2 separate regions of the Homo sapiens genome follow, and region 1 is linked to region 2. A link is a loop called in an ENCODE intact Hi-C map of the cell type or tissue named here. Cell type or tissue: PC-3. All regions are shown on one strand. Each heading gives the region's core, and the rest is flanking DNA. Links, peaks and the distances in the headings are about the cores only.

Evidence for each region. Hi-C counts contacts between places; a loop is a spot of excess contacts. Peaks named below come from ENCODE experiments on the same cell type or tissue, not always from the same donor. Only the 100,000 strongest peaks of a DNase experiment are listed, where the experiment ranks them.
Region 1: it touches region 2 in a loop (4-fold over the local background); 2 of 110 quality-filtered maps call a loop at or near these places.

Annotation. Positions count from the first base shown.
Region 1 is chr1:199,982,506-199,987,876 of GRCh38, reverse strand. No RefSeq gene overlaps it. Among named protein-coding and RNA genes, the nearest start is that of NR5A2, 43 kb to the left of the region's middle. In PC-3, for the core only: no CTCF peak of the experiment used is centred there; no DNase peak of the experiment used is centred there.
Region 2 is chr1:200,036,775-200,042,145 of GRCh38, reverse strand. It overlaps NR5A2 (nuclear receptor subfamily 5 group A member 2), which reads right to left. Exons shown (of 8, transcript NM_205860.3): 2 at 2,351-2,488. Among named protein-coding and RNA genes, the nearest start is that of NR5A2, 12 kb to the right of the region's middle. RefSeq lists enhancers at 931-1,733, 5,321-5,371. In PC-3, for the core only: no CTCF peak of the experiment used is centred there; a DNase peak (open chromatin) is centred at 2,395; H3K4me3 peaks cover 1,580 bases; H3K27me3 peaks cover 4,735 bases.

The DNA of each region.
Region 1 (5,371 bases), core at 81-5,080, 54 kb after region 2:
CTGGAAGGCTGAGGCAGGAGGATCACTTAAGCCCAGAAATTGAGGCTGCGGTGAGCCATGATTGCACCACTGCACTCCATCCAGCCTGGTTGACAGAGCAAGATCCTGTCTCAAAAATAAATAAATAGGCTGGGTGCACTGGCTTATGCCTGTAATCCCAGCACTTTGGGAGGTCAAGGTGGGCAGATCACGAGGTCAAGAGATGGAGACCTTTCTGGCCAACATGGTGAAACCTCATCTCTACTAAAAATACAAAAATTAGCCGGGCATGTTGGTGGGTGCCTGTAATCCCAGCTACTCAGGAGGCTGAGACATGAGAATCTCTTGAGCCCGGGAAGCAGAGGTTGCGGTGAGCTGAGATGGAGCCACTGCACTTCAGCCTGGGTGACAGAGTGAGACTTTGTCTCAAAAAAAAAAAAAAAAAAAAAAGACAGAGCCTTGCTATGTTGCCCAGACTAGCTTGCAGTGAATATTTATAAGCACAATCATAACACACCACAGCCTTAAACTCTTTTTTTTTGTTGTTGTTGTTGTTTTGTTTTGTTTTGAGATGGAGTCTTGCTCTGTCACCCAGACTGGAGTGCAGTGGCAGGATCTTGGCTCACTGCAACCTCAGCCTCCCGGGTTCATACAATTCTTCTGCCTCAGCCTCCCAAATAGCTGGGACTACAGGCGCCCCCCACCACGCCCAGCTAATTTTTGTATTTTTAGTAGAGACAGAGTTTCACCATATTGGTCAGGCTTGTCTCAAACTCCTGACCTCAGGTGTTCCACCTGCCTCAGCCCCACAAAGTGCTGGAATTACAGGCATGAACCACCACGCCCAGCTACAGCCTTAAACTCTTGAGCTCAAGTGAGGCTCCCACCTCAGCCTCCTCAATAGCTAACTCTTATTTGTTACTCTTTTTAAATTTCATTTTATTTTATCTTGAGACAGGGTCTGTCTTTGTTTCTCAGGCTTGAGTGCAGTGGTGAGATCTCAGCTCACTGCAACCTCTGCCTCTCAGGCTCAAGCCACCCTCTCATGTCAACCTTCTGAGTAGCTGGGACTACAGGCGAATGCCACCACACCCAGCTCATTTTTGTATTTTCTGTAGAGATGAGGTTTTGCCATGTTGCCCAGGATGGTCTCAAACTCCTGAGCTCAAATGATCCACCCACCTTGGCTTCCCAAAGTGCTGAGATTACAGGCATGAGCCACCATGTCTGGCCATTTGTTATTCTTTTTTTTTTTTTTTTGAGTTGGAGTCTCAAAGCCTGGTGCCTGCCACCACACCCAGCTAATTTTTGTAGTTTTAGTAGAGACAGGGTTTCACCATATTGGCCAGGCTGGTCTCGAACTTCTGACCTCAAGTGATCCACCTGCCTCGGCCTCCCAAAGTGGACATTTATTATTCTTAAACATTAAGATGAGATATTGATAACACTCCTTGTTTTGAGATTTATCTGATTTTCTTCTAATCTTGAACTTTTTATTATCCAGAAATTTAAATATTTTATTTGATTTCATTTTCTGTCATTTCTATTTTCTTCTATTTCATCAGATCCGAGGAACTTATTATCATCATATGTGTTTGGTTTTCTGCTAATTTTTTTTTTTTTTTTTAGACAGAGTCTTGCACTATTGCCCAGGCTGGAGTGCAGTGGCATGACCTCAGTTCACTGCAACCTCTGCCTCCCGGGTTAAAGCAATTCTCCTGCCTCAGCCTCCCCAGTAACTGGGATTACAGGCGCCCACCACTATGTCTGGCTAATTTTGTATTTTCGGTAGAAACAGAGTTTCACTATGTTGGTCAGACTGGTCTCAAACTCCTGACATCAGGTGATCTGCCCGTCTTGTCCTCCCAAAGTGCTGGGATTACAGGTGTGAGCCACTGTGCCCAGCTTGGTTTTCTGCTAATTTTTAAGGATTTAAAACTATTTTAAGTATCCTATTTTGGTGTCTGATATTTCATAGTAAGATAAATCATTGTCTTTTCTCCTATCCACCGAATTATCTAGTTATCTTAATGCCATTTGAAGATAATAGTTCTTTTTCTTTTTTAAAAAAGCAAACACCTTTATTTACTTATTTGAGACAGGGTTTCACTCTGTTGCCCAGGCTGGAGTGCAGTGGTGCGATCTTGGCTCACTGCAACCTCTGCCTCCCGGGCTCAAGCAATTCTCGTGCCTCAGCCTCCCAAGTAGCTGGGATTACAGGCACGTGTCATTCACGCCCAGCTAATTTTTGTATTTTTAGTAGAGGGGGTTTTGCCATGTTGACCAGGCTGTTCTTGAACTCTTGACCTCAAGTGATCTGCCCGCCTTGGCTTGCCAAAGTGCTGGGATTACAGGCATGAGCCACCATGCCTGGCCAGTAATCCTTATTTTTAGTGAAAACCTAGGAAGTAAGTAATTGTGATTATCTATTAGATGTGGAGCCCAGGACAAAGAACAAAGCTGTAGAGATAATATCAGACTTTTTTTAGTACAGCCAGGAGGAACAGCTGGGCCAGGTAAGATCTTATATGTCCCCAGGCCTTATCACAGCCATGTGTTTAGAGCGTGTGCCACATGCGGCCCAGGATGGCTTTGAATGCGGCCCAACACAAATTCATAAACTTTCTTAAAATTTTATGAGTTTTTTTGCAAATTTTTTTTCTTTTTTTAGCTCATCACCTATCGTTAGTGTATTTTATGTGTGGCTCAAGACAATTCTTCTTCCAGTGTGGCCCAGGGAAGCCAAAAGATTGGACACCCCTGGTTTAGAGCCTAAAATCGAATGGCTCTAAAATATAAGTTCATAAACAAGCCAAACAATTATTAGAAATATTACAGAAGTAATAGTTTATGGCCTTAAAATATTTAGTAAATACAGTACTTGACCTATCTGACTAATAAAGTGACTAAATGTCTACATTAAGTTTTGAAGATTTAAAAAATTTTATTAATAACAAAATTATCTTTACTAATGATTATTAAAGTTGTCTATGAAAAGAGTCAAACTCTGTAAAATATTTGAAGAAATTTATTCCAAGCCAAATATGAGTGACGATGGCCCATGACACAGCCCTCAGGAGATCCTGAGAACATGTGCCCCAATCTTCCTTTTTCTGTTGTTTTATGATAATTTATTTTTCAAACGCTACCTTCTGTTATGCAACTGTTATATTCAGTAATGAACTGTGATTTAGACATCTCTTTTCAGTCATTAGAGCCAGTGGTGTCCAGGAATTTTCACTGTCTTGAAAGAGTCCAGTTTTTACAGTGAAGCTTGGCATCCTTATTCTCCGTCACAAGGTAATTGTGGGTAGTGCACAGGAGTTTAGTTTTACTTGAAAGCTATAAATCCTATCTTAGTAAATAAAATAAAACTGGCTAATGATCACCAATCGTATTTTCTTTTCTTCTAAGGAATGGGCTTGAACAAGAAGAGGGGGTTTCTCACAACTGCACTAAAATAGCTTTTAAGCAGAAAGTGGCCTTATGTCAACCAAGACAGGTTCTCCTCATTAAACAAACACCTTCCTCAATTGAATCCTTTTATGTTACAATTGTTTCCACATCTATAGAGCTTCATGAGAGATTATGCCAAAAATATATTTGTGGCATGTTGCGGTGGCTCACGCCTGTAATCCCAACATTTTGGGAGGCCAAGGTGGGCGGATCACCTGAGGCCAGGAGTTCAAGACCGGCCTGGCCAACATGACGATAACCTGTCTCTACTAAAAATACAAAAAAATTAGCTGGGTGTGGTGGCGGATGCCTGTAATCCCAGCTACTCAGGAGGGTGAGGCAGGAGAATCGCTTGAACCTGGAAGGTGGAGGTTGCCGAGATTGTGCCACTGCACTCCAGCCTGTGCAACAAGAGCGAAACTCCATCTAAAATATATATATATATTTGTTTGTACAAAAATAGTGTAAAAGTACTTATTTTCTAGAACAACCAAGAGCCGGCTTTCATTAAAGCTTGTCAGGGCAGGTTGGTGTCAGAGGAAATTTGCCCTAGTGCTGATCATTTGTCCTCCATATACAGTTCCAATAATCTGTTTGTAGAACATGGTAAACCAGCTGGATGTGTTGTTGAGGGAAGGCTAGCCTGGGTAGCTGTAGGTCATTTAATCACCTAGTGAAGCTAGAATTAGTGTGTTTAGATCTCAGTTGGGAAGCTTTCTTTGGAGATAAGTCTGGATTAGCCATAGTGAATTGATGTGATCCAGCTTTTCGGCTCTGTTCGAGTTCAGCTGAAGCATAAAGGGATGGTCTTCATGGTCTCCTGTGCTTATCTACCTTTTTTTTTCTTTTTTTAAGAGATGTGGGTCTTGCTATGTTCCCTAGGCTGTACTCGAATTCCTGGGCTCAGGCAATTCTTCTACTTCAGCATCCTGAGGAGCTGGGAGGACAGGTGTACACCACTGCACTTGTCCAGCTTACTTACTTTTCTTTTCTTTCTTTTTTTTTGAGACAGTCTTGCTCTGTCACCCAGGCTGGAGTGCAGTGGTGCAATCTTGGCTCACAGCAACCTCTGCCTCCTGTGTTCAAGTGATTCTCCTGCCTCAGCCTCCGAATTAGCTGGGATTACAGGTGCCTGCCACCAGGCCTGGCTAATTTTTTTGTATTTTCAGTAGAGATGGGGTCTTGCCATGTTGGCCAGGCTGGTCTTGAACTCCTAGGCTCAAGTGATCCGCCTGCCTCGGCCTCCCAACGTGCTGGGATTACAGGCATGAGCCTCTGCCCAGCCACTTTCCTACTTTTCTTATAGTAGAAATACCATGGACTCAGGTAGATGCCATTTAGTCAAAAGTGCCAAGAATTTAGTGATCTACATCTCTTTGCATGAAACTGTGACCTCCTTTGAGAGGAGAACAGAGCCCCTGTGTTTTAGATGTTTACAATTCAGCTGGAGAAACAAGACTTACACATATGAAAATTTAACTAGCAGTAAAAACTAGTTTATAAACTGGAACCAAATGATGGAACAGTGAGAGTTCAGAGAACACAGGGAGGGGCATCACTGTGGATTGGAGGAATCAGTAGCAGCTTCCTAGGTGAGGCTGGACACAACGGGCTCTTAAAAGATAAATGAGTGGGGAGGAGGGAAGAATGGAGAGCATTCAGGTGAGAAGTAGTCTAAAGAAGCATAAAGGAAGCCAGGGCCCGGTGCTGTGGCTCATGCCTGTAATCCCAGCGCATTAGGAGGCCGAGACGGGTGGATCACCTGAGGTGAGCAGTTCGAGACCAGCCTGACCAACAAGGAGAAACCCTGTTTCTACTAAAAATACAAAATTAGCCAGGCGTGGTGGCACATGCCTGTAATCCCAGCTACTCAGGAGGCTGAGGCAGGAGAATCGCTTGAACCCGAGAGGTGGAGGTTGCGGTGAGCCGAGATCAT
Region 2 (5,371 bases), core at 170-5,169:
GAGGTCCTCCCAGCGGTGCCAGCCTGAATCCCAGCCCCAAGAGACCCCCACTAGGGTTTTAGGAACCTGGGGGTTTGGGAAGGGCCGAGGGTTCAGAAATTCCTTTATAGCCCCTAGACGTTGATAGCTCTCCTAACAATCGCGATGACAGTCTTGAGGCATGTTTTAGGAACAAGGCGAAAAGCGCACTTTCCCAACTGTGATCTTTTCTACCTCCCCTTCCCCCAACAAAGTAAACTCTAACTTTACACCAAAGGGGCACAGATAGGCAACTGCTTTCAGAGGGACTCCGTGCCTACCTCGGGGACCCGACATCGAAGAAAGACCGAGGCATGAGGTAGAGACTCTCTTGAAAAAACCCAAAGACAGAGGCTGAGTAGGGAGACGCTGCTGTGTGAGGCCTGGGCACCTTTCAGAGTTTCCCAGATGCTCTGGTGCAGCCGAAGTAGGCGTTTGGGGAGGCGAACTCATCGGGGCAAAGAAGCGCCCACACTCTTCCCCAGTTTCGGTCTAGGGAAAGAAGAACGGACGGCGGTGCCTTGGAAAGCTAGGGCCTCAGAGAGGCGCACAAAGTTCCCTCAAAGTTGGGCGCGCTGCTCTGTCCCGGGACCATGTAGTGGATCGTCTTTCTGGGCTCCTACGGAGGCGTCCCAGGTGGGAACCAGAGCAAGCAGGAGAATGGGGTCCCCATCCCCCAGGGGCTCCTCCCGACAGGCAGGCCTCTAGTCTCCGACGAAGCCTTGCCCCGGCGCTTCCCATGCTGATTTCGAACCATGGGCTGAGTGAGTGGCGACTTCTGAGCCCAGGCACCAAAGAAAAACTACTTCTCTGGTTTGGGGGCACTAGGTAGTGTGTCCAGAAGACCCCTCTCGAACTTTCCAAAGAAAACGTTACCAATAACATTTCTCTCTCCGCTCTCAAAATAAGTCTTTGGCTTCTCGCGCCAGAACAAGAAGCAGAAACTTTCCTTTTGGAGCCAAGAATCGTGCCGGCCTCACCCAGCGACCCCAAGGGTAGGCCCTCTCCGGAGCTGCCGGCTGAGGTCCCCCAACCCAGCCCCCCAGCGCCACTTCCCCGATGCCCCACACTAAACTGGAATTCCAGGTGCCCGGAAGAAAGGCTTCTTTGGACCAACCGGGTTCCCATAGCAGCCAGACCCACAGGTCAGCCTCCGGGGCTTCAGCTCTAGGGGACTCTCACAGCCCTACCTAGAGGCTTGGGGAGACCCCAGGATGACCGATGGGGTAACGGATCACAACCCGCACGGCGCACGCCCTCCAGCTACGTATTTTCCCCTCCGCGGTAGGGCGACTACAGGTCCCCCGGCCTGAGCGCCCGGGCGCGCCGCCCACTCAGCACCGCAGAGTGCACCAGCCCTGAACTCTGCTCTCAACACCTCCCAGTCCTTTCAAGTTCGCGCAAGGGGATGGCAGGAAGCGTTCCGGGATCACAGGCCCGCCGGCCCGCACATCCTGCACCCTGGAAGGGGCGAGGATGGAAGAGCACCGGTGACTTTTCCTAGCATTGTTCCCTCCCTGGCCCAGAGCAAATGAGATAAACTTCTGAAGGGCTTAATACAAGCCATAGGGTTGCTATTTTGGAATGAGGAGAAAATGTAGCCAGCGGGATTTGTTTTTTTGTTGGCAATCAAGAGCTGGGAAAACGAATGGGACCTCCATATTTTCAGATCTCAGATTTTAAAAGGGGGCAATAAACGAACCGCTGTCCTCCCACCCCCAACTCACTCAGCACTACGCGTACAGGGGATGGGGTTGGGGTAACTTGTTCCCTTCAGTTCTGCCAGCAATGTTGAATTGTCCAAATCCGAGCTGGCTGCGGGTGTCCGCCTGGGCTTTTGGTGTGGTCACATGTATTCTAATAGCGCTAAGACAATCCTTTCGGAGGTCACCTCTTTCTGTAGTTGACTTTCCTAGACTGGGTCGCCTCCCTCCACACAAGAGTACTGGTTGAAGTACAGTACACACCAATTCCAATGACAGAGAACCTGTTCGGGTGTCCAGTGAGACATTCCATTTCTTAGAATGATCTTATTATTCTAAAGTACCTTTAGCCTGAAGCTGCCCTGCTTGGGTTGCCATAGAGCTGGAAGCCTCTCTTTCCTTAATTAGAAGCGGCCAATTAGACGTTGCTTGGAAAAACCTCTGCCCCGCATTGTTCAAGAGCCATAAACTTTTATGCCTGCACCTGGGGAGGGGGCTTGACTCCCGCGGCTGCGAGCGCCCAGCGGGGCTACTCCCGCGCCCGCGCGGGGCGGGAGGCTGAAGCCTGCAGGGCGAGCCCGGGGGTGGGGAAGCAGCGGGAGCCGGAGCGCCGCGCGGCGCCTCCTTACCTTGCATGTTTTCCGGCATCTGGCCCTGTTCCCCATGCGATCGAGCCAGTCCCAGGGCTTCCGTCTCCACTTTGGGCAGCATGACAAGGCGACCGCGGGCGGGGATGGGGGATCCGTGTCGGTCCGGAAGCCCAGCACCTGGACACGGGCAGCACAGATTCAACTCCGGCGAAAAGAAGGAAGGGGCGACCGGGATGCCTGCTAACCCAACCCTCTCGCCTCGCCGGAGCGTGCCTCCGCCTCCTCGGGGCTGCCGGGCAGGACCTCTGAGCCCTGTCCGGTCTCGCAGCTCCGGAGCCGCCCCCAAGCTGCGAGGAGGAGGTCAGGGTTAAAAAAGGAGGCGAGGAAGACAGCGTCCCGGCCCTCTGGTTCGGCTCCGCAAGGGCGCAGGCGGCGGCGGTGGCGAGGACGCAGCTGCCCGGGGCGCGGAGCCGTGAACCGCCGAGCTCCCGGCGGGCAGCGGAGGCGACCGCGGGGCTGCTATTGCCGCCCCGGCTGTGCCGCTGCCACTGCTCCCGGACGGCTCGGGCGACTCCTTCCCCTCCCTCCACCGCCCTCTGGCTCAGGATCGGCAGGGGTCTCTCTCCTCTTTCTCTCGCCTCCCTTCTCTCTCCCCTCCTCTCCGCCCCTTCCCCCTATCTCTCTCTGCCTCTCTCTTGCTCACTATCGCAAGTGTGGAGTTGTGAAGTTCCAACCTCCCTCTCCTGCCTGGTCCACTCCCCGCGCGGGACCGAGAACGGCCCTTCCCAGCCCCGAGGGTGACGGTGCTGGGAAGGACAGGGGGGAAGACGAGGGGGAGAAGGAGGTAAGTAGGGCCAGGGGTTGGGGGAAGGCTGGATTGAGGGGTGAAGACAGTGAATGCGGACGCGGGTTCCGGACTCAGGTCGGACACTAGCCGCCAGCCAATAAGGATGAGGCTCAGGCTCCAGTCCCCCGGCCTGCCCCAACCTCTTCACCCCGCCTCACCCCCTCCCACCCCACCCTGGCCCGGGGCGGGGGGATGTAAATGCAGCCGGGTCTTACAGCTAGTCAGAAGCGACCTCTGTCTGAGCGTGGCGGCGAAGGAGAAGCAGCCAGAGCGGCAATTTCCTCGATCTGAGGGGAAGCAAGAAGAAGGGATGGGGGCGCGGGTGGGCGTGTGCCCTTGCTAGTGTGTCGGATGAGGAGATGAAGGGAGTTAAACACCCACTTAAACCATTGAAAGGAGAAAATTTAGCTGACCGTTCTTACATGCAGAGTTGGTCTGCGGTCAAGGGTCCTCCAGCTTCAACTCCCCAGGGCACTGAGACCCTGAAGAGGCGACACGTGGGCCCCGGCGCCCTGAAGGGGCCGAGGGTCAGCTCAATGAGAGGCGGGCCACAAGCCAAGAGCTCACTCATAGAATTAGAGGAAGGGGCAGCGACTCCTCTTTCCCCAGTCTGCTCCCTAGTCCCTTCGTTCACTTTTAAAAGACCCTCGACTGGAGCCCAAGATCATCTAAGCGACAGACTTTCCAGTTTTAGTGACCTGTGTTTCCACACGGAATACAAGGATCAGTCCAGGCTGTACTTTTTCATTCTGTTGTCTGATGGGACCATCCACTTGAGGCCGAGGCCCAGCATTTAAAAAATGTTTTAAAGAACCATCTGTTACGCAAGCTCTTCGACCACCAGCCCAGCCGCATCTTCAAAGTTTTCAGATCTCCTCCCAACAAGATGAAAAACATTCTTTCCAGCCTCCTGACTGCATGCGAAATGCCTCATATTTAGAATCTGCTGTGCAACGAAGTAATTATCAGAGTCCACCCACAAGGGGGTGAATTTGAATCTCAAAAGATCTAAGTTTATTCTATTTGAATGGTATAGAGATTACACATTGAAACTGCCCAATCCGGTATTTGGTGACTTGGAAATTATTCCAATCTTTGCAGTGCATAATGTACATAAAATGGGTTGTTCATCACCCACCCACACCTGGCAATTCAGGTACTACTGACTCTTAATTGATTTGTCATTTTGCTCTTCAATATATATTCAGGATCAAAGTTATTTAGACTTCAGCTTTAGTAGCAACTTCAGGTTTCGTGGAAACATTTAAACTTATGAAGGCCTGTCCATTAGTTTGTATGGAGAAGTGGGCTGAAGTTGCCAAAAGCTCCAATTTTTGTGATAGTATCAAGTATCACTGTCACTACATTTCAGTATTCCTAGTTGTTTTAAGTATCACTGAGAACTAAGAAAATAAAGAAAGGGAGTCAGTTTCAGGGCTCACTGCAGTGGTTGCCCTGCTTTGCTCGTGAACTTTGAAAATCAGTTTATTTCAAAGCCTTAATTAAGAAGAACCTCCTCCCACAGCAATGCGAAGAATTTATGGGTGCACTTATGATACAGCACCTTTCCCAGACCCTAGCATGGCAAGGATGCAGGACTCCAAACGCTTGGTCCTAAGAGGAAACCTCCAACCCCTAGTGTGTGGTGGTGATTTCACCTCTGCTTGGTGAAGCCGGGGGAAGTTAGGAGAGTTGAAAGAAGTTGAAAGAGGGTCTGACAGGACCTTGAAATTGTAGTGTATCAAGAAACCCTGCCTTGGCTTGAGGCTGAACCTGAGGCTGAGGCTGACCTAGTGAGACAAGCTTTGTGACCATGCTCATAACGCCAGCTGCCAGGGCCAGAAGGGACTTGCTTAGGCCACACTAGCGACTTCTTGGTCCATGCCAGTCTACCCTCCCACCACATCCCCGAAAGATGGAGAGTGGTGGTGGCAAAAGGCCAGCTGGCACTCATTTATCTCTCCACAGGTGGACTTTCCAGGAAAGAAAAATCCTCACAAAATGGGAGGGGTGCGGGAGGGAACGGTGGCTGGGGACTGGGTTTTAAAAATCCATGCTTTAAAAAATTAACGCAGGAGCTTGTATCACGGAGGGAAGCCCTTTCCTTTGCTTTGAAAGTCTAGTCCAGGCCAAAACCTAAGCGTAGCAGCGAAATGGAGGGGGACTGAAAGAGCAGAAAGTCTCGAGCGAGAGAAAACGACCTTTCCTAAGAA